Regions from separate parts of the Mus musculus genome. Here all the other regions are linked to region 2. Evidence: chromatin loops called from intact Hi-C (ENCODE). Cell type or tissue: heart. All regions are shown on one strand. Each heading gives the region's core, and the rest is flanking DNA. Links, peaks and the distances in the headings are about the cores only.

What was found. A loop is a pair of places that touch in the nucleus more often than their neighbours do. Peaks named below come from ENCODE experiments on the same cell type or tissue, not always from the same donor. Only the 100,000 strongest peaks of a DNase experiment are listed, where the experiment ranks them.
Region 1: a loop joins it to region 2, with 2.2 times the contacts of the local background. A loop is called at or near these places in 3 of 42 quality-filtered maps.
Region 3: a loop joins it to region 2, with 3 times the contacts of the local background. A loop is called at or near these places in 4 of 42 quality-filtered maps.

The regions. Positions count from the first base shown.
Region 1 is chr1:127,824,195-127,831,527 of GRCm38, reverse strand. Map3k19 (mitogen-activated protein kinase kinase kinase 19) reads left to right here. Exons shown (of 14, transcript NM_011737.2): 9 at 998-1,257; 10 at 2,429-2,472; 11 at 7,131-7,333. Among named protein-coding and RNA genes, the nearest start is that of Map3k19, 27 kb to the left of the region's middle. In heart, for the core only: a CTCF peak has its summit at 4,029 (motif pointing left); no DNase peak of the experiment used is centred there.
Region 2 is chr1:128,239,924-128,247,256 of GRCm38, reverse strand. It overlaps Ubxn4 (UBX domain protein 4), which reads right to left and starts at 3,120. Exons shown (of 13, transcript NM_026390.3): 1 at 2,705-3,120. The coding sequence starts at 2,786. It overlaps Gm41949 (a long non-coding RNA gene), which reads right to left and starts at 2,698. Exons shown (of 2, transcript XR_878509.3): 1 at 2,615-2,698; 2 at 1-2,494. In heart, for the core only: no CTCF peak of the experiment used is centred there; DNase peaks (open chromatin) are centred at 2,456 and 3,016; H3K4me3 peaks cover 2,098 bases; H3K27ac peaks cover 1,795 bases.
Region 3 is chr1:128,100,046-128,107,378 of GRCm38, reverse strand. Zranb3 (zinc finger, RAN-binding domain containing 3) reads left to right here and starts at 4,908. Exons shown (of 21, transcript NM_027678.3): 1 at 4,908-5,126. It overlaps R3hdm1 (R3H domain containing 1), which reads right to left and starts at 4,073. Exons shown (of 27, transcript NM_181750.2): 1 at 3,896-4,073. It also overlaps the pseudogene Gm29383. In heart, for the core only: a CTCF peak has its summit at 3,662; DNase peaks (open chromatin) are centred at 4,208, 4,558 and 4,968; H3K4me3 peaks cover 3,282 bases; H3K27ac peaks cover 2,632 bases.

The sequences.
Region 1 (7,333 bases), core at 1,278-6,277, 420 kb after region 2:
GTGATAGATCTCCTACCAGCAGGAATAGTCAGCCTGATGGAAATGGTGGCTGTTTTGTTTGGAAGATTAACTATACAAAAGCAAGGCTCTGTCTTTCTCAAAGAACTAAACGATGGAGTTGGGGGTGCAGCCCAGCAGGCAGAGGGCTTTCTTAGCATACATGAAGCCCTGAGTTTGATCCTCAGTGCTTCATAAACCGGATATGGTGGTGCATGCCTGTAATCCTAACACTTGGGTGGTAGAGGCAGGAGGCTTCCAAGTTCAATGCCATCCTTGGCTACATAGCTAGTTTGGGACTAGCTTGTATTATATAAGACTCTGTTTCAAAAAATAAATAATAAAAATAAGGTAATAAAAGTAGCTAATGAAAATAGAAACCAGTTTCCCATTGCAGACAATTTGAGAGTACTGGCCTGGCTAATTAATTCGTTTTGTCTGACTCTCCTGTTCCCACGAACGGGGACTAAGAAAGGATCACTGACTAGGACTGAATCCAGAAGGCAGAGCTGGCAGGAGCAGGCCAGGACAAGCAGGGGGACTTCTCCTGGTAGGAGTCCACAGCCCCACTCAACCAGACCACGTGGGAACCAATTTTCCTAACTTCCCAACACGTTCTCTGGTCTGAGACCTGCAGATCTGGAGGATACTGGGAATGTACCATCAGTTTTCTGTAACTGGCAAAACACTTAAGAGAGTGTACAGAGAGGAATTTGGTTTGGTTTCAGAGGTTCGTTCCACAGTTGCTTTGGTTTTGTGGTGTAAGACAGCTGCACATCATGGTGGAGAGCAGGCTGGGGAGGAGGCTGCTTCCTTCAGGGTGGTCATGAAGAGAACACAGTGACAAGTGCCGGAACCCCCTCCAAGACATTCTCCCAGCCATTAGGTACCACCTCCTCCGACATCGTCATATGCAAGGGACCAAACTTTGATCACAGAGAGACCCCCTGAGATCTGAACTATACCAGCAAATGAGTTTTCCCCATCTCTCTCCTTTCAGTCAGGTGACTTCAGAGCATCAGGAACGGGAACAAGTGCATCCTGTCTCTCCACCAGATGACGCGGAGATGGTGGGCCTCACGGGGAGGATGCTAACCACACAGCCTTCACTTCTGAAGACAGACGGAAGTTCTGAGGAGCTCTGTGGTGTGGACGTGGCTCTCTCACCACCCAGACCTTGCTTAGACTCAAGCCTTGCTGCATCTGCAGCTGGGGAGGTGGCTCCTTGTGTTCTGAAAGAACAGCAAAGGCAATCTGATGGTGAGTCAAGCTCTTGCTTATGCGTGTACGTTTAGAGTATCCATACAGGTACATAATGTATGACAGCATATGCCCCCTCATCCTTCCATGCTCTCCCTCTCCTCACCCCTTCTTCCTGTTAGTTCCCTGTCCCTAAACAATCTTACTTCTCTGTTCAGGCCGTATTTACTCATATGATTTTATGTATCTCTATAAAAATATGGAAACCACAATTAAGAGGGAACATATTAAATTGAGCATTTAATTCTACAGTGGAGCTGGAGAGATAACTCAGTGAAGTGCTTGCAAGCACACGGATCTGAGTTAAATTCCCCAAGCCCATGTTTTTTTTTGTTGTTGTTGTTTGTTTTTTTGTTTTTTTAAAAAAAGTCAGATATGATGACATGCGCTTGTCACCGAAGCCCAGGGGAGGCTGAGTCAGAGGATCCCTGGGGCTCAATGGCCGGAAGCCTCGCCAACTTGACAGATTCCAGGCTAGGGAGAGGTCTTGTTTCAAACGAGGACAGTGGTGCCCAAATGGTTGTGTCCTCTGACTGCTACAGGCACATGATGGAATGAAGATGCCTTCGCCTCTGCACATATGTGCCCGTGTGCATGCATACACACACCACACACACACACACACACACACACACACACGACTAACAATAGGCTTAATAATGACAATACTGAAGGCAATGGGAGCAAATGGCTGGAAAGGAAATGCATTTTGTATGTGTTTCAGGGAAGAGTATTTCATGAACTAAAAATAAATAAGCTAGTGTAGGAGCCGGGCATGTGGCTCAGCTGATCAAGTTTTACCTAGCATCCACGAAGCTCTGGGTTTGCTTCCCATACTAAGCTGGGCAGGACACACACCTGTAATTGTAACACTCAGGGGGTGGAGGCAGGGGGATTGTAAGTTTAAGGGTATCCGTGGCTACCTAGGGAATTCAAGGTACTAACTACATGTAGGCTGCTCTATGAGACCAGCTCTCAAAAACAAATGAACAAACCTATAACACCCCTTCTGGTAGCTTTAGGCTAAGGTTTTCTGAAATCACTTCACAGCACTATGTATACCACACAGGGAGAATATACTCTGAAACACTTTCCCGCATATCTCCTGCTCCATCTATGAACTCTTCAGCCTACTACTAATAACACCCAGTTCTTGTTTCTTTTGTTATAGAGTTTCCTACCTCTGACATAAGCTACAGTAGCCGAAGAACTGGGGTAAGATCAGTTCCAGCATGTTTGACTTCATTAAACAACAATAAGGGTGGTGGTGGTGCACACTCTAATTTCCAGCACTCTCGAAGCAGAGGCAGACAGATCTCTATGAGTTCGAGACCAGCCTGGTCTATAGAGCTAGTTCCAGGACAGCCATGGCTACACAGAGAAACTCTGTCTCAAAGAAAGAAATAACAAAATCCATAAATCTCAACAACAATGACAAGCTCCCACAAACTTCTCAGTCAAATCTTCAGCAATAATATTGTGGAGAAAATTTAAAAAAGGATGACTACTTTATGGAGAAGCTAAGTATTCATGGGAAAACCATTCCATGTCCTGTGAGGTGCTTCTCTGGGCCATCTCCTGCTCCTGGGTAGTGGGGTGAACAGGTCTCTTCATTTTCTGTCTTCGTTTTTCCTTCATTTTGTCTCTGTTTCTTAATGCGTTTAAGTTTGGGGGACAGGGTCTCACTATGTCACCTAGACTGGCCTTGAACTCACAGAGATCCCCCTGCCTCTGCCTCTCTAGTTCTAGGATTAAGGGTGTGGATTGCTGCTCTACTCACCTCATACCTTTGTCCAAATCCCATGTTACTCTTTGCCGTTCACACCCCACCCTGATGGGGGAGAGTTTTCCTGCTCCTATAAAGCGTTACAGGTAAAGATCCTGGGAAGATACTTGTTACTTGTCAGTTTTCTCAGCTCTCTTGGCCTTCAGTGTCCTAGGAGACATACAAACATCGGTGCATACCTGTGTGTTGGTGCATACCTGTGTGTCAGCACATGTGTGACACCTGTGCACACCTGTGCATCTGCAGTGAGTGACACCTGTGCACTTGTTTCCCAGGCACTGTCCACCTTGCTTTTTGAGACAGGGTCTCTCACTGGCCCGTTACACTAGGCAAGCCAGCTAGCAGACTCCAGGAATCTGTTTTACATCCTCAATACTGGGATTCCAAACTTGTTCCACCACAGCTAGCTTTTTAAATGTGGGCTTTGGGGCTAAACTCAGGTGTTTGTACTTGCAAGGCAAGCAGTCTACTGACTGAGCTGCCTCTTCATTCCTTATTTCCTTTTTTTTTTTTTTTTTTTTTTGAGACAGAGTTTTTCTGTGTAGTCCTCCTGGAACTCACTCTGTAGACCAGGCTGGCCTCAAACTCAGAAATCCGCCTGCCTCTGCCTCCCAAGTGCTGGGATTAAAGGCGTGCGCCACCATGCCCGGCTTATTTCCTATTTTTGAGAAATGGGAAAAAATTCAGACAATAACATTGAGAGAGAAGTATCCTCTAACACTTGAATTTCTAGTATCTGGGGTTTTTGGTTTTTTTTTCTTTCCTGCTTGCACCTAGTTGGCAAGTGAAAATTGAAGTCATAGCTCTCAGTCACTATGCATAATCCATGTCTATAAATAATCCCATATAATTAGGTACAGAGTTTGTGTACATAAGAAAAGGCCACAAAGGAACAAAACCAAAACTAAAAAAACCACTTAAGGACTTTATAGCTTAAGGGCCACAAAGTTGAACGCTATAGTTTGCATTGCACTGCCCTCTAGAGGTTGGTAATAATTAAGAGTAGCTGACTTTGAACTAGAGGGCAAGGAGATTTAACAGTTAGTTATTAAGGAGTTTGGAGAGATGGCTTAGCGCTTAAGAGCACTTGCTACCCTTGAGGACCTGGGTTCAGTTTTTAGTACACATAGGGTAGCTCACAACCATCTGTAACTCCAGTGCCAGGAGATACAACAGACACCTTGGTACACATATATACATGCAGGCAAAACACCCATACGCCATCCACATTAAATAAATCTTTTTTTAAGCTATTGAGGCTTTTCTTGTTTTTCGTTTGTTTGTTTGTTTGTTTGTTTTGAGATTGGCACACAGCTCAGACTGGCCGCAAGCTTGCTGTTGTACCTGAGTATGACCTTGAACTCCTGATCCTTTGACTTCTACCTCCAGAGTCCTTGGATCATAGGCATGCATGCACCATCACAGCCAGTTTGTGGATTTCTGGGGGACTGAATCAAGTGGTTTCTGCATTCTAGGTGAACAGTAGCAACTGTGCGCCTACAAAGCCCTTAGCATTGCTAAGTTTTCAAATTTAAAGCTGTTCCCACCTAAATGACTCAGCAAAACAATGAGTTCATCGGTCCTGGAAGAACCCTTAAGCTACATATAACAACAAGCTTAAAGTGTTCTCAAGAGGGCTTTAACATTTTCATCAGTCCCGTGGAAACTAAAAAGAAAAGAGAGATAAAATACTTCCCATTTTAAAATTTAACATTTAAGCTGGGCATGGTGGCCCACACTTTAATACCATTGCTTGGAATGAAGGAGTAAGTGGATCTCCAAGTTCGAGGTCAGCCTGGTCTACAGAGTGAGTTCTAAGGCAACCAGGACAAACAAAAACCAGCTAGACAGCCAGACAGAAACCCTGCCTTAAAACAAAATAAACAAAAAAGCAAGCAAACAAACTAAATAAATAAACAACCCCACATAACTAATAAGTATAACCATGAGTCTTGACATGTAAATTTTAGCCTTTTTATTTTTTGAACATTTGATAAGTATGGGTGTTTTGTCTGCATGTATGTCTGTGCATCGTGTGCATACAGTGCCCATGGAAGCCAGAAGAGGGTGTCAGATCCCCTGGGACAATTACACACTGTGAGCCATGATGTAGATGCCACCCTAGAAGAGTAACCAGCACTCAGTTAACTTTAGCTTTAAAAAAAGATTTACTTTATTATTCCTAGTTATGTGTATATATGTATGTCTGAGTTTATATGTGCATGCAAATGCCTAAGGACCCCAGAGGTATCAGGTCCCCTGGAGCTGGATTTATAGGTAGCTATGACCCACCCAACATGGGTGCTGGAAACCAAAACTAAGTTCTCTGCAAGAGAAATCTATACTCTTAACATCTGATCTAACACTATAGCACCTAATTATCTTTTAAAGAGTCACTTAATCTTGATTCTGGAAAAGTACGGAGAATGATATTTTAGTTATTTTGTGTTGTTTTTTTCTCCCTATTTTGGGGGCTGGGGATCCAACCTAGGGCTTCATGTATGCTAAGCATACATATACTATACCACTGAGCCAAATAGCTTTGAGATTTTTTAAATATATTTTTAAGTGTGTGTGTGTGTGTATCTGCCTGTCTGTTGTCTGTCTGCCTCTCTTTCTCTCTCTCTCTGTCTGTCTCTGTCTGTCTGTCTGTCTGTCTGTCTGTCTGTCTGTCTGTCTCTCTCTCTCTCTCTCTCTCTCTCTGTGTGTGTGTGTGTGTGTGTATGTGTCTATGTGCATGTAGAAATCACAGGACAACTTGGCAGAGTTAGCTCTCTCCTTCCACCATGTGAGTCCCAGGAATCAAATTTAGGTCATCAGGCTTGGTAGCAGGAGCCTTTACCCACCAAGCTATCTTTCTGGTCCTGATCAGGGTTTTATTTTATGTATGTATGTATGTATGTATGTATGTATGTATGTATGTATGTATGTATACATGTATGTATGCATGCATGCATGTATTGGCAAGTACTCCAGTGCAGGCTGTATGGCCTATGACCTTACACCTCTGACCCTCTGCCCTCTACCTCCAGCCCTGGGGTTACAGATGTATGAATACAATACTGGGGATGAAACCAGGGATTTGTGCACACCAGGCAGCACTCTACTATCTGAGGTCCATCTCCAGTTCCACATTTTGGCTTTAAAAGTTGGGATCTTTTTGGGCTGGAGAGATGGCTCAGCAGTTAAGAGCACTGGCTTCTCTTCCTGAGGTCTTGACTTCAAATCCCAGCAACCACATGGGCTCACAATCATCTGTAGTGAGATCTGATGCCCTCTTCTGGTGTGTCTGAAGACAGCAACAGTGTACTTATATATATTAAATAAATAAATATTTGGACCAGAGCAAATGGAGCAGAGAAGGGGAAAAAATTGTGATCTTTGTGTCCTGTTGACATATTGATGTAGCTGGACTTAGCTGAGTGGTAGAGCACTTGCCAGGTATGCACAGGCCCTGGATTTGATCTCTGCCTTAGTTAGGGTTTCTATTCCTATGAAAAGACACCGTGACAATGGCAACTCTCATAAAGGAAAATATTTCTTGGAGTTGGCTTACAGAAGTTTAGTACGCGACCATCACAGTGGGAAGCATGGCAGCGTACACATAGACGTGGTGTGGGAGAAGGAGCTGAGAGGTCTACATTTTGATCTGAAGGCAGAAGGAGGAGACTGGGCAGCTTGAGCATTTGAGACTTCAAAGCCCGCCCCCAGGCCACACCTCCTAACAGTGCCACTCCCTATGGTCCAAGTGGTCAAACATATGTGTGTATGGGGGCCATTCTATTTAAACAGCAGCAATCACCAACTCTTTAAAAACACACACACACCAAAAAACCAGTGATATTTAGGACAGCTTTATATTTAAAGGATTTCCATACGTGAATATTAGAACTTTTTGACTTAAGCCAAGCAATGGTGATGCAATTCTTTAATCCCAGCACTTGAAAGATTTTTGAGTTTGGGACCAGCCTGGTCTACATAGCAAGTTCCAGGACAGCCAGGATTACATAGAGTAAACCTGTCTCAAAAAAAAAAAAGGCATTTACTTTGATATTTTTCTTCATTCATTGTTTTCTTTCTCTTTTAGCTTCCTCTGCCACCACTATCATGCTTGCCCATGAGATCTTGTATCTTCAATATGGAAAAAAGCCCCAAGTCCCCAAGGCACAGGGAAAGAAAGGTCCCCAGCCTCAGCCTGTCTGTGCCTAAGCTCCTGGAACCTCTTAGCCGACCTCTTAGCCAATCTGCAGAGTTTAGTTCATCAAAGAACCATCAAGAAGTCACGCAGGA
Region 2 (7,333 bases), core at 738-5,737:
CTTGGCTGTCTTCGAACTTAGTAGACCAGGCTGGTCTTGAACTCATAGATCTCTGACTGCCTCTGCCCGACAAATGCTGGTGAGTACCATCACACAGCCCCTCTCCTCCTCTCTTGAGACAAGGTTTCTCTGTGTAGCCCTGGCTGTCTTTTAACTCCCTCTATAGATCAGGCTGGCCTCAAACTCAGAGATCCACTAGCTCTGCCTCCTAGCGCTGGGACTAAACACCTTTAATCCCAGCACTCGGGAGGCGGAGGCAGAGGCAGGCAGATTTCTGAGTTGGAGGCTAGCCTGGTCTACAGAGTGAGTTCCAGGAAAGCCAGGGCTATACAGAGAAACCCTGTCTCGAACCCGCCCCCCCCTCCCCCCAAAAAAAACCAAACCAAACCAAACCAAAACAAACAAACAAACAAAAAAAAACCACCAAACCCGGGGCTGGCGAGATGGCTCATCGGGTAAGTGCAATGATTGCTTTTCCAAAGGTCCAAGTTCAAATCCCAGCAACTATGTGGTGGCTCACAACCACCTGTAATGAGATCTGACCCCCTCTTCCGGTGCATCTGAAGTCAGCTACAGTGTACTTATGTATAATAATAAATAAATCTTTGGGCTGGAGCAAGCAGAGACTGACTGAGCAGGGCTGACTAGAGTAGAGGTCCTAAAAAATTCATTTCCCAACAACCATATGAAGGCTCACAATCATCTGTACAGCTACAGTGTACTCACACACATAAACAAATAAATCTTAAAAACAAAACAAACAAAAAACCCAAAAAAATATCAGATATGGTAGCACCCACCTATAATTCAAGCAGTTGGGAGTCTGAAGCAGAAAGATAACTGTGAGTTTGGGGCCAGCATTACACTACAAAGTAAGGGCCTACACACCTTTGATCCCAGTATTTGGGAGGTAGAGGAAGAGGTAGACTGATCTCTGTGAGTTCAAAGCCAGTCAAGGTTATAGTCAGACTCTGTACACTCAGCCCCAACACTGACTGTTAAAATGTAAAAATGTTAACCTGTTGTGTTGCACACGTCTGTAATCACAACACTTGGGAGCAGAGAATCAGGATTTCAAGGTCAGCCTGGGCTATATGAAATCCTGTCTCAAAAAAAAAAAAACCAAACCAAACCAAACCAAATAAAATACCACACAAGAAACCCAAAAATCCTAGAATAGAAAAACCAAGCAAACAGTTTTTGTGAGACTGGCCCAAGTTACTTACAACTTTGGACCTAAGTGGTTCAACTACAAAAACAAGACAATAAAACTACCTTTCCCCCCAGAACTATTGAAATTTTGTGTGGAACACAGTTTAAAATGTTGTAAACTGCGGCTAGAGAGATAGCTCAGTGGTTAAGAGCAGCTGCTCTTTCAGATGACCTGAGTTCAATTTCTAACCTGAGTTCAATGTCGTGTTCTTTCCATTTTCATGTGACTACTATTCTTACTGGATTACAAGATTAATTTATTAATTTAATTTAAAGTATAATTCAATATAGCCTAAGTAATTTATGCTTTTCTAATTAACAGCAAGCATCAAGTTGAAAAGTTAGCATAACAAAACAGACATTTAAAATTTAAAATGCTCAAATTCACATGTCAGTTTTTTTTTTTTTCCCACAGAGATGAACAAAGTTACAGAACTCTTAAAAGCCATGGGTCAATTATGAGTAACTGTTACTGAACACAAGTGACTGAAGAAATTAATAGTTGTCACTTCAGATTAATAGTTGTCACACAAACTGGTCCATGTATCAAGAATGTACAAAACTATAGAAGCAGATGGTTGACTGCGGATATACAAGACTTCAGCAATAAAACAGGAGGCTATGGAACCAACTGATTTAGAGCAATATGGGGTAAATGAGTTGGCACATGTCTGGAAAACTACATTTTAGGTTAGAAGAGAGGAAGAATCAGGACTGAGTATGTACTTTAAAAACTATGTTAAAAGTTAAAAAAAAAAAAGGTCAACTTGTAATAAAGTAATTATTGCACCTCAGTTCCCTCTGAGTACTATGATAAAAGAGTACCATCTGTGAGCTCAAGTTTATGTTTCGGGAACATTCTAAGACATCAGGTGGTTTCTTTGTGGCTTACCGATGACACAGCTTTCTTGACAGCTCACAACTTTCTAGACCCAGTTGTCTGCCTAGTGGCCTGTCCCAACCACACCCGCACACCAAGAATTAAAAGGTCCAAGCTGCCAGAAGAGGAGATCCCAGAGGACCAAGAAGGGGAACACCAGGGCTGGGGGTCTTGGGGGGGGGGGTCTGCCTGCGACAACCCGATTGCCAAGGCCTGCAGGGCGCGACTCCTCGCAGGGTTCAGTGATTGGGGACAGGGCCTGGACGCGCTTCCCACACAGATGCAGACAGGTCACGCCGGAGTCCCCAACAGACCCCAGAAGCACCAAGTGGCACTGGGCCCGCCCGCGGCCTGGAGAGGCTTGGCGTCTGGGTCGGCCCCGCAGCGGAGCAAGCCTGGAGCCTTATAAAAAAAAAAAAAAAAAAAAAAAAAAGCTGTACTGGCCCGGACAGGAGACGAGCGGCCCCGAAGAGACCGAGTGGACTGGGCGACAGGGTCTTAGGCTGTCTGAGCCCGGCCCACCTTAGCTCCTCCTGCCTAGCTCACTCGACGCTAACGAGAATCCAGAACAAGATCAAAGCGCCACCGTTCTCGGGCCCTCTCCCCAGTCACCTGCCACGAACACCACGAAGACCGCGCCGCTCCTCTTAGCAGACGCGATGGCCGCCGGGATGGCGCCCTGGAACCACAGCATCGTCCCCTTCAGGCCCAGGCGCTCGCTCGGTGTGTCGTCGCCGCGGTGCCACAGCCGACCCCGCCCTCCTGGTTCTTTGGCCTCGTGGCCCCGGCAACCACCGGCTAATCCGGGCCCCGGTCTGAGGACCCAGCCAGCCCGTACGCCCGACAGCCACCCCCTGGGGACGCGCACCGGAGCGCGCTTGGCAAGAAAAGTACGCCCCTGTGTCACGTGACGACGACACTCCTCGTCAGGGGTCGCGCGCCCCGGTGCCTGGTCGGCTAGGTAAGTCCGTAAGTGCGCGCCCCCGCGAAGCCTCGGGTTCCGACTCCAGGAAGTGGAAGGAAGTATCAGGAAGGATGACTAACCGCTACGGCACGTTGACGTCGCCTGCAGTGAGGCTTCCTGGGAATTGTAGTCTTCCGAGGCTTGTTAATTTGCGGAAAGGTAAACTGTGGGCTCAAAGCATGGCGAGAGTGAGCATAGTGAGCACATCAACGCTGTAAGAGTAAATGCTAGGTATCGAGTTGCTGTCACCCTCTGACTTCTGCAAGCAATCTGCTCCACAAATAAACAAGCTTTACGGGGCTTGACCCGAAGCCTTTGGTTTTTATTTAATTTGACCCTGTGAAAAAGATGGGATTCAGAGGGGCGTGGCAAACCACGCATTTAATCCCAGCAATCCGAAAGCAGAGGCCTGCCTGCCTGTATGAGATGGACAGCTTAGTCTACAAGGTGAGTTCCGCGGACTGTCAGGATTTGTACAGAGACCCTGAATAACAAACAAACAAACAAACAAACAAAAACCAACCAACCAACTTACCAAAAACCCCAAACAAACAAAAGAAAAAGACCGGCTAGAGGTACAACAGTGTTCCTCCTCGCCCGCCTCCCACCCCGCAGTACCACATAGGCCCCTTATCTGAAGGGTAAGCGAAGTGGCAGAATGCTGGCTTTTGGCTATAATGTGCATTTACTAACTGGATCACATTGTAAAACCTTCAGCCACTATGCTATGCTATTGAAAAAACTTATTTATTTTTAATTCTGTGAAGACAATCCTCCTACCTGTACCATCCAGCGTGTACCATCTTGGCTGGCTGTACTTAACTTGTATGAATATCATGTAAAGAAAATATTTCTGTTGTTTCCTTGAGTGATAGAGTAAAGAAAGTCTAAATGGAGTAGAATCAACTTGTGTATAGGCCAGTAAGAAAATAAATTAATAACTATGTAAGGTTTATGGATGCATACGAAATCAAAATGGAAGAAAAAACATTTGCACAAGTTTCTAGTGTTTGGTTTCGGACTTGGGGACAAGGGACTGAGGTGCATATTTTCCACACCAAAGCAGACCTGGCCTCCAGGTTCTCCCAGCATCCCTCAGTCCATACCCTGCCTCCAACTTTGAACTTCCCAGTCCAGATCTCTCTCTCTCTCTCTCTCTCTCTCTCTCTCTCTCTCTCCTTGCCCATTCCCACTCCCCCCCCTTCTCTCTTACTATATATCTTCCTCCACTAGCTGCTCCCCTCTCCCTGGTGGCAACTTCCTTGGCCTTGATCCTTGGGGCCAGTGAACTCGCCGACCGAGAGCGGTTTCCCAAAAACCTGCCTTTAATATAATCTAATCTGGCTTAAATTGGCCAATTTCTCCTATCTTCCTTCAAATATATATATATATTTAACTACTTTGATATCCCTTTTCTGCTTCGAAGGCAGATACAAGTGACTAATACAAAGCAGCATTAGTGGCAGGACGTGGAAACAGCTACCCCAGTTCGTGAGCACCTCCATTTATTACTAGCACAACTCCCTCTCTGACAGTTCAGTTGTCTCACTAGTCAATTGGAGCCTTGGAGGGAACCTACCCTTTAGGCTATGTGACCACACAGAGACCCTTGTGTTTAGCAAGTACTTGTTACTTATGTAGCAATTAAGTGCTTTACAGATGTTAGCTATTGTTTCTGAATGCCTGCCCCAAATCCTGTTTAAGGAAATTATGCATGTACTTTTCAGAATTCAAAGTTTTGCTGGATCATTTCTAAACTTAACCACTGAACAAACATTTGTTGAGGTCTTAGTAAACAAAAGAACCACCTCAAGGATTACATTCCTCTGGCCAGCAGTAAAACATTAAGCAATAAATAGGGCAATTACTCCTGTAATTGCCACTGTAATAAATGGCAGAGAAGAGGAACTACAGAATGTTTTAACTTACACCAAGTCATTAATTATAGTTCACCAGGAATGCCTCATGAAGGGCTGAAAAAGTTGGCTTCTTCCTTTTTTTTTTTAGTTTTTCGAAATAGGGATTCTCTGTATAGCCCTGGCTGTCCTGGAACTCAACTTTGTAGACCAGGCTGGCCTCGAACTCAGAAATCGGTCTGCCTCAGCCTCCCAAGTGCTGGGATTAAAGGCATACACCACCACTGCCTGGCCTAGAAGTTGGCTTTTTTTTTTTTTAATTTTTTTTATTAGGTATTTTCCTCGTTTACATTTTCAATGCTATCCCAAAGGTCCCCCATACCCACCCCCCCAATCCCCTACCCACCCACTCCCCCTTTTTGGCCCTGGCGTTCCCCTGTACTGGGGCATATAAAGAGAAGTTGGCTTCTTGAAGGTCATATTTAAGTATGAACAGAGGGGCTTGGTAGAGATAGGCTCCATGTTCAAACACACATATGGCTCTTGCAGAGGACTTGAGTTCAATTGTGAGTACCTACATTAGGTGGCTCACAACAGTCTATAATTTCACAAGCTCCTCTGGCCTCTGTGGACACCTGCATGCATGTGCACCTACTACACACACACTATTAACAACAATCATTTTTTTGAGTTAAATTAACTGGAAAATGCCAGTAGAAAAGAATAAATGTTCTGGGAAGAGTTTAGTTTCCAATACCTATCTCAGGCAGTTCATAGCCTCCTGCTATCTCCAGCTCCAGCTAGGGAGTCCAGTACCTTCTGACCTCTGTGGGTACTCATAAACACAGGCACATGAAAATAAAACTAATCTTAAAATACAAGCATATCCAAACACAATCCCTGGAGCTAGAGTTATAGGTATTTCAGAGCTGTCTGGTGTGGGTGCTGGGAACTTCATCTTCAACTGCATGGTGGCAGGTGCCTTTAACTGATGAGCCATCTTCCTGGTCCAGGACTATCGTTTTATTATAGTTATTGGAGAAAAGACACTTTCTATGTAGACCAGGCTGATGTAGAACTTTTGCTCTACCATTATGCCTATCTTCTGAGAACTATTATAGGCTTGAGCCACCATGCCTGGTGTGAATTATTTTGAGGTTCAAGTGAAGTGTGTAAACTGAGTGTACTGGCTAGTTTTGTGTCAACTTGACACAGCTGGAGTTATCACAAAGAAAGGAGCTTCAGTTGAGGAAATGCCTCCATGAGATCCAACTGTAAGGCATTTTCTCAATTAGTGATCAAGGGGGAAAGGCCCCATGTGGGTGGGATCATCTCTGGGCTGGTAGTCTTGGTTCTATAAGAGAGCAGGCTGAGCAAGACAGGTGAAGCAAGCCAGTAAAGAACATCCCTCCATGGCCTCTGCATCAGCTCTTGCTTCCTGACCTGCTTGAGTTCCAGTCCTGACTTCCTTTGGTGATGAACAGCAGTATGGAAGTGTAAGCCAAATAAACCCTTTCCTCCCCAACTTGCTTCTTGGTCATGATGTTTGTGCAGGAATAGAAACCCTGACTAAGACACTTGAGGTTAGAGGGCTCTACCTTTGATACATCTATAGACCCCAGCCCAGAACTTTTTAAAAATTTTTATTATTTAAGGTAGGTGTAAACTCAAACAGGCCAGAGGACAACTCAATTCTCTTCAATCACATGTATTCTGAATGACATCTCTAGCAGCTCCCAGCATCACTCCTCTTGAGCTGTAAGGTCAAAACTAGGAAACAATACAGAGCAATAAAGAATAACAATACAGGGCTGGAGAGATGGCTCAGTGGTTAAGAGCATTGACTTCTAGAGGTCCTGAGTTCAATTCCCAGCAACCATATAATGGCTCACAACCATCTGTAATGGGATCTGATGCCCTCTTTTGGTGTGTCTGAGGACAGCTACAGTGTACTCACACACATAAAATAAGTAAATAATTAAAAAAAAATGCAGAGCAGCTCCAAGGTGACTTATAGGTGGGTAGTATAGTGGTGTGGGTACTCTGCAACAGAATTAGTGGGAATGACAGAGACTAGCACAAGGCTTCATCATAAATCATGTGTTCAGAATGGTACTAACTTAAGAGACCCAAATTGCTTTTTAATGAAAATGGTTTTCATAGGAAGTGAATTCAGATATTATATGATCCAATTCAAGTATGTTTTATAGTATAGGATAAACTGACCTCTATTGTTCTAGCCACGACACATGCCTAGTTTTGTTTTATCTCTTCGAGAGTCTCAGAGGATATCTTTAATTCTGGATCCTTGTGTCCACCTTCTGAGTGCTGGAATTATAGATGTGTGTACTGTGATGACCATATTTTATGTTTAATTTCTTCAAACTTCGTGAATATAGGAATATAGCTTAGCTATATATC
Region 3 (7,333 bases), core at 1,385-6,384, 140 kb after region 2:
CAGAGAAACTGCCATGAAACATCCTCCTTCCACTCCCCGAAAAGGTACAAACCTACCAACTGACAAAGCAAAGAGCAATAGAACTCTAAAGGAAACTGTTTACCTTAATGTATGTGTGAACACTAAGAATGGGTGGGCAGCACAACAGTAAAGAACAAAACCTGGAAATAAAACAAACTGCAGGGAAATTCAGGCAGAGAACTAGCTTTGAGCCATGATTTAGAACTTATTTCACTTGTCCATCACTGACTTATTAAACTGCATTGTGGAGATTATATATATTCATATGTAAGTTAACACCAGATATAAGCAAGTTGTTTTACTTAATTTAGCCAGGCCCTTATATAAGGATCCAAGTTAATTTGATAGAAATTTTATTATGTTATTTGGTGCATGATGCATGTTTGTATTACTAATAAAAGTTTATAGTGAGCTCAAAGGATTAAGTGCCAGGCAATGTAATCTTTTTTTTTTTTTTAACATTTAGTATTATATGGGAAAAAACTAATACATTTCCTTTTCTATCACCTGCCAATTTAGTTACCTAAAACCATAAATAAATTATTCTTCCTATAGGCAAGAATGGGAAATGGAGGGCTGGTTCTGTGGTTTGCAACAAGAGCAATCCGAAATTTTCATTTCCACTTGGAAACACATCCACCTCTATGACATGTGAGTGCTGGACATTTTTACAACAGGTCATGGGAAGGGTTAATTGGGAAGTTTTCTACTTCAAGTAGGAACAGAATATTATAGTTTCATTAGTCTTTAGCATACACAACTCTTACTACACTTCCTTGTTTATAAGAATTGCAGCTTAATAGTAACCCAAATGGTTATAACTGGATATTTAAAACGTCAGTTCAAACAAAAACCTCTTTAATTACTGGGTAAGTCCCTTTAGAGAAGCACCCAAGTACACAGAGCTCAATAACTCAGTGGCATGTGACCATGTAGATGCTGTCAATCTTGGATAGTACCAGCAACACTTCATAACACAACTGTTGGCATGCTAATCGAAACCTGGCTCGGCTGCACCAACTCCAAGGACACCTTTATGTGTGAAAACTATACTTTCAAATATACTTGGGAACAGGGAGGAATATGGTATTTCAAAGAAAAAAAAATACCCAAGGACTGCTAAACAATGGAGTAGGAACTAAAGAGCAAGGATTTAACTCAATGTTGGAATACTTGCTGGCATGTATGAGGTGAAAGGTTCAATCCCTAGCATTGAGGAAAAAAAAATAGCAAAAATAAAACCAACAAACCTCAAGAGCACAAAGCAACAGTCTGGTAAGATAACTTTCTCAGTCTTAACTTTGTATCAGTCACTTGGTTTCTCTGGTAACAGAATGAGTCCAAAAGCAACTGTAAACTAGACCTTGAAACATATTAACAAAGTAAAGCAGGACAACAACCCTAGTTTACTACTAAAACACTAAAACACAAAGCACATTTTTATTATGGGTAATCTATTTGAAATATGTTCCAAACGCAGAAATTTTAAACAAAAGGAAAAAAGATACTGTGTATGACAAAATTCTCTTTGATACCCAATGACCAATTTCATATATTCTGTCTGCTTAAAAAAAAAATGGCTAAAGGCTAGCAAGATGGTTTAGTGCATAAAGGCACTTGGCCTTCAAATCAGACCACCTGAGTTCAATCCCAGAGACCAATAGGATAGAAGAAGAACTGATTTCTCCTAACCTTACCACTGTCCTCCACCCTCCTAAAATGTATCATGGTACTTCTGTGCTGCGCCCCGTACCCCAGTAAATGTAATAAAACAAAAACAAAAAAATTGGCTATGAGATATTGTTTTAAGCCACTGTGTACATTAACACTCAACAGTAGAAGAGATTTTTGAGACTGCAACAATACTCTGCATATGAACAGCAAATTCATTCTCTAAATATGAAAATGAGAAAACAAAGATAAAAACTTAATGTAACAAATATATACATGTGAGACACAATCCTAGTAGCTTTACATAGTCTATTTACAGCTCCATAGATTAAGCATTATCCTCCCCATTATTAACCGAGGTTAGGTTAGATTAGCCTCATAAAATGGTCCCACAAATAGTAAAAGAATGTAGTCCCCTGTATTTTCATCAGACCTTCCATACAAAGAATTCATGAGACCTAAATATATCACTGCATAAATTGCCAACTAATTATCAAGTTTGGGGAACTATGCTAGGGAATGTATGCTATGGGGACTCAATGGAGAAGCTGAGGGAACTAATCTTCAAAAGCTATGTACTACATTAAAAAAATCAGTAACACATAACCAGATTCCTTCTTAATCCAAGTGAATGGATCTATTTTACTTCTGTATCTACTTGCATTATTTTGAGAACATGGCAGATTCCTAAGGTACTTCTGTGACCCAGAAGAAATAGTCTATTAGTCAAAGCATAGGTTGTTTATTCAGAACCAGTGTTCTCTCTAAAACAAATAAATCTTAGAAATGGGGTGGTCTGTAGCCATGCCTATTATAGATTACAGGGTCCACTAAAGTCATATTCTCCTAGGCTGAAAAAGCAGAGTGGAATTTGAAAAGATGGGCACACTATCAAAATCTGATACAATTATAAGACAATCCCCTAAAATATAAAGACATAAAATCTGAAGAGAATGATATTTCTTCAGTTAAATGGGTAGCTACATGAACTCTACTGATTCAAGTATTATAAGGAAGGGGCTTCGAGGTTGATTTCATCTTTTTATGACTCGATGCTCTTGGAATCAATGACATTTAAATTTAAGAGGTTTCTTTAGCTGGGCGATGGGGGGCCACACCTTTGATCCCAGCTCTTGGGAGGCAGAGACAGGTGGATTCTGTGAGCTCAAGGCCAGCCTGGTCTACATTGTGAGTACCAGGACAGCCAGGGCTACACAGAGAGACCCTGTCCAGGGAAAAAATCTAAAATAAAGGGGAGTATGGTATGAGATTCTTTAACGTGACCCAGCCAAACTATAACCTTAGGAGTGGGATATGTGTGTTTGTGTGTATTCATTCATGCTAGAAATTCTATTTTTACCTCTTCAGAAATGCACCTTATTATTTAGTAAGCAGCACTGCTTTGGAAGATACCTCTTCACCTCTAACTAGTTTAGGGGACTTGCTCTCTCAGGACCCAATTCACAGAAGTCACAACAGCCAAACCCAATTTTGTTTCTCCTTAAAAGCAACTTCAGACAACAGTGACAATCTCTGGTACATAACCACAAGAAGAAAAAAAAAAAAACTTCTAATATACAGGGATGGAAAGGGGGGAGGGGGATTTACATCATAACGTCCCCCGTAGGTTCGTCCATCAACGACCAAGGCTCTGACAGTCATTCAACTTTCTTGCTAATTTCCCCACTGTGTTTTTTCTAGCAGTACGGGCAGTACGGGCACGACGTGCTGTTTCCCTTTTGGTGTGTGTGACAATTCCCCGGAGCGGGGGTATCAGCCCCGGGCATCTGGTCCAGGCCCCGGAGAACAGTTCCGCGAACGGTCCCTGCTCCAGCCTGGCCTGACTATGTTGCTTTTCCCCTCCGTCCTCCCCGGATCTCCAGGGCTCGCAAGAGCAGCAGCTGCAGCAGGGACGCTCGGGAACCTGTCCCCAGCTCCCCCGCTAGGCCTCAAGGGGTTGGCGCTGCACATGGCCCCCAGCGAAGCGGCGGGCACCGCGCGGTGGAGGCGACTAGAGGGCTCGCCTCAGAACCCGACGGCCCCTGGCGGGCCGGAGGAGAGGGGAGGGACGCCGTCTCCTCAGCGCTTAGCTCCCCGGCTGCCTCACTCTCCCGCTCCGTTAGCGCTACCGGTTGGCGGGCGGGGGAGGGGAGCGAGCGCGTTATTCCCGGGGCGCCGCGGGGGAGGGGACAGCATCTCTTACCCGCGTTACTGAGAAGGAGCAGGAGGAGGTGGCGGGAGCGCGGCACAGCGGGGCGACGGCGGGGCCGGCTGGTTGCAAGGTAGAGTCTCACGGAAGGGAATTAACCCCATCACCAGCCCGGACACCGGCTCCAGCGGCAGCCGCGGCGGCAGAATCCCGCCCCTTCCCACCACGCACTGGCCCCGCCTCTCCGTCGCGTTGACGGAAAGCAGCCTACCTCATACGCTAGGTCAACATTAAGTGACATACAAATTATCCAATCAGCGTTTGAAAACCACTTTCGCTCCACCCCCATTATCACTGCGGGACAGCGGGAGAACGGGACTAAGTCTATCTCCACCCACAAAAGAAAAAGAACCAATCCCGGGCAAGTTGTCGTCCCTGAACGACGTAAGAGTCAACCAATGATAAAGCTAGGAGGACAGCCATTTTGCCCACTTGTGAAAGAGCCACCTTTCCCACGAGTAGAATCCTGAGGTGGGCGAGTTCCGGGCGATTTTAATCACTGGAGATGTGGTAGACAACTCTCTTTCTTCAGGGAATGATTATAGAGCTTTTTAAGGATGAAAGGACAATTTTGTCGTTCATGTGGGAAGATGAGAGGAAGGCTTTAAGGATGTGGCTCCGCCCCTTAGCGGTAACGGGTTCCAGGCTGAACACCTGGTTCCTCCAGTCTTAGTGGTGGAGGCAGGGCTTCTGAGCACTTTGGCTCCTGCGACTACAGTTCCCAAGATGCTTTGAGACCCTGTTTTCCTCATTTTGCTTCCGGTAGTGTTTCATGGGAATTGTAGTTCTTGAGAGGTTACGGTGTAACCTCCTTGTCTAGATGAGTAAGAGGAAATTTTTGAATAATTTGGAGTTGAGAATGAAGTCGCAAGGTTCTAGTCAGGTCTTTTCGCATCGCTAAAGGAAGGAGAATATAACAGGGTTGGGAATTTTCTCAACACATTACAATGTTTTAGAGTGCTGGTATTTGAACTCTTCCAAGTCTAGGTCATCCGTTTAACGTCACTTCCGCTTAGTTGAAGACGCTTGCAAAAAGTTTGGCGGGAGTTGAAGATTATGAAGCTAGTGCTGCATTTTGGCGGACTGTATAGGGCAAGAGATGGGAAATTGACTGCACTTTAATTGCGCTATAAGAAAATAGTGGGTAACAGTCGGGCGTGGTGGCTGATGCCTGTAACAGCTGGAAGCTGAAAGGTCGCCGCGAGTTCATAGCCTGGGCTACAGAGTGAGTTTTAAAACAGCTGGGACTACAGAATTCACCTTGTCTAAAATAACCCCCCCCCCCGCACTGCCCCCTCCCCCTAAAAAAACCCATCCAGAAATATGAAATGGCATGGGTGTAATTCTCGAGCCTGTAATGTAATTTTCTACTTTGCTACTTAGTCTTGCAGAGCCAGTGTTTATCAGATCTGTTCACTCTTGAGTTTGTAGAGGATGCTTTAATTTGCCTTTAGCTACTGTCTGTGAAGCAGCATAGGTTCATGTCCTGGAAGGTATTGGAAATTCTGAACTAATTCCTCCCATTTATACAAATAGTCCCCAGAAGTCAGAAGTTGCCTTTGAACAGGATCTTAAAAAAAAAAAAGTCTCCTCCATCATTTTTATGGAGACTTTGTCTTACTACTTTTCTCATAAATATTTATTGAGCACTTACACTAGTGGTAAATATACTAGGCTTAAAGGATTGAAGAGTGCACAGAAAGGTAAGTTTTGTTTAAAACGAGTTAGAAAGATTAAGCAAAATTTATGTTACTTGGTCTTTTTAATATCTCCAAATTTAGCATCTTCATAGTTATGTTTTGTGTGTTGATTTGGTTTCCTCTTTGCTTTCTACTTTTAGATTTAAAAACCATTCCTTTCTATTTTCATTATTTTTATTGAAGTATTAAGTCTGTGTCCAGAACTGTTAAGAGGTGTTTTATATACTATGTGGATGAGAGTCCTAACTAGTGCAATCCCAGAGACAGAAATATATCTGCAACTTCCAAGCAGACAAAACACTCTTACTTTTTTAAAGAAAATAAATGTTTTTGCTTTTCAATATAATACTTTCACGTGTGTGTGTGCAAGTGTGTGTGTGTGCTATATGAATATTAAACAGAAGGCATCATCCCCATCTAGGAGTTAGAGTTTCAAGTGATAACTTAGCATTGTCCATAAATGCTTAGTTGGGATTTTTTTCATAAGTCCTTCCAGAGTAGAAGTCAATATGTAGTAATAATGACAATCATATTACTGAATATTTAATCTGAGCCCCAAAAGGGCTAAGGGTGTTTAGTATGTCTTTTATTTTTTTGAGTGCTGGAGACAAACCGAGAGCCTTGCATTTGCTGGATAATGTGCTTTGTCACTGTGTTCCAGCCTCACTTTCAACTCTAAACCATTGCTTCTCAAATGTTTAGGAATCTCAAAAAGTTCAGCCTTCCCCTGCCACCGGGATGCTGGGATTAAAGGCTGTCACCACCATGCCTAGCAAAAAGGTGTTACTTTTTGTTCTGTTTTGTTTTTTTCTTAAAGGTTTATTTATTTTATGTGTCTGAGTGCGTGCATGTATGTGCACCATGTACATGCCTATAAGAAGTCATTGGATCTCCTGAAACAGAAGTTCCAAATGGTTGTGAGCCACCTTCTAGGTGCTACAAATCTAACCTGAGTCCTCCGCAAAAGCAGCAAGTGAACCACTGGCCCATTATTCTTGGCCCTCTGCAGAATGACCTGTTAGGTTTTTTTACAGTCCAGTCTTTATCCCCATCCTGTTCCGCCCCCTGACTGTTCCTCATCCTATAGTTCCCTCCACCCCCAATCTCCAAGAGGATGCCCCCACCCCACCAGACCTCCCTACTCCCTGGGGCCTCCAGTCTCTTGAGGGTTAGATGCATCTTCTCTCACTTAGTCCAGACCCTGCAGTCCTCTGCTGTGGATGTGTTGGGAATCCTCATATCAGCTGGTGCATGCTGCCTGGTTGGTGGCCCATTGTCTGAGAGATCTCGGGAGTCCAGGTTACTTGAGACTGCTGTTCCTCCAACAGGGTTGCCCTCCTCCTCAGCTCCTTCCAGCTTTTCCCTAATTCAACCACAGGGTCAGCAGCCTCTGTTCATTGGTTGGGTGGAAGTATCTGCATCTGACTCAGCTGCTTGTTGGGTCTTCGGAGGGCAGTCATGATCTGTCCCTTTTTGTGAGAACTCCATAGCCTCAGTAATGTGTCAGGTCTTGGGGCCTCCCCTTGAGCTGGATCCCACTTTAGGCCTGTAGCTGGACCTCTTTTTCCTCAGGCTGTTCTCCATTTTAGTCCAGGCAGTTTTTTCCAGATAGGAACAATTATGGGTCAGAGTATTTGACTGTGGGATGGCAACCCCATGCTTCCACTGGAGGTGGATTCTACAAGTTCCTCTCCCCACTGTAGGGCATTTCATCCAAGGTCCCTCCCTTTGA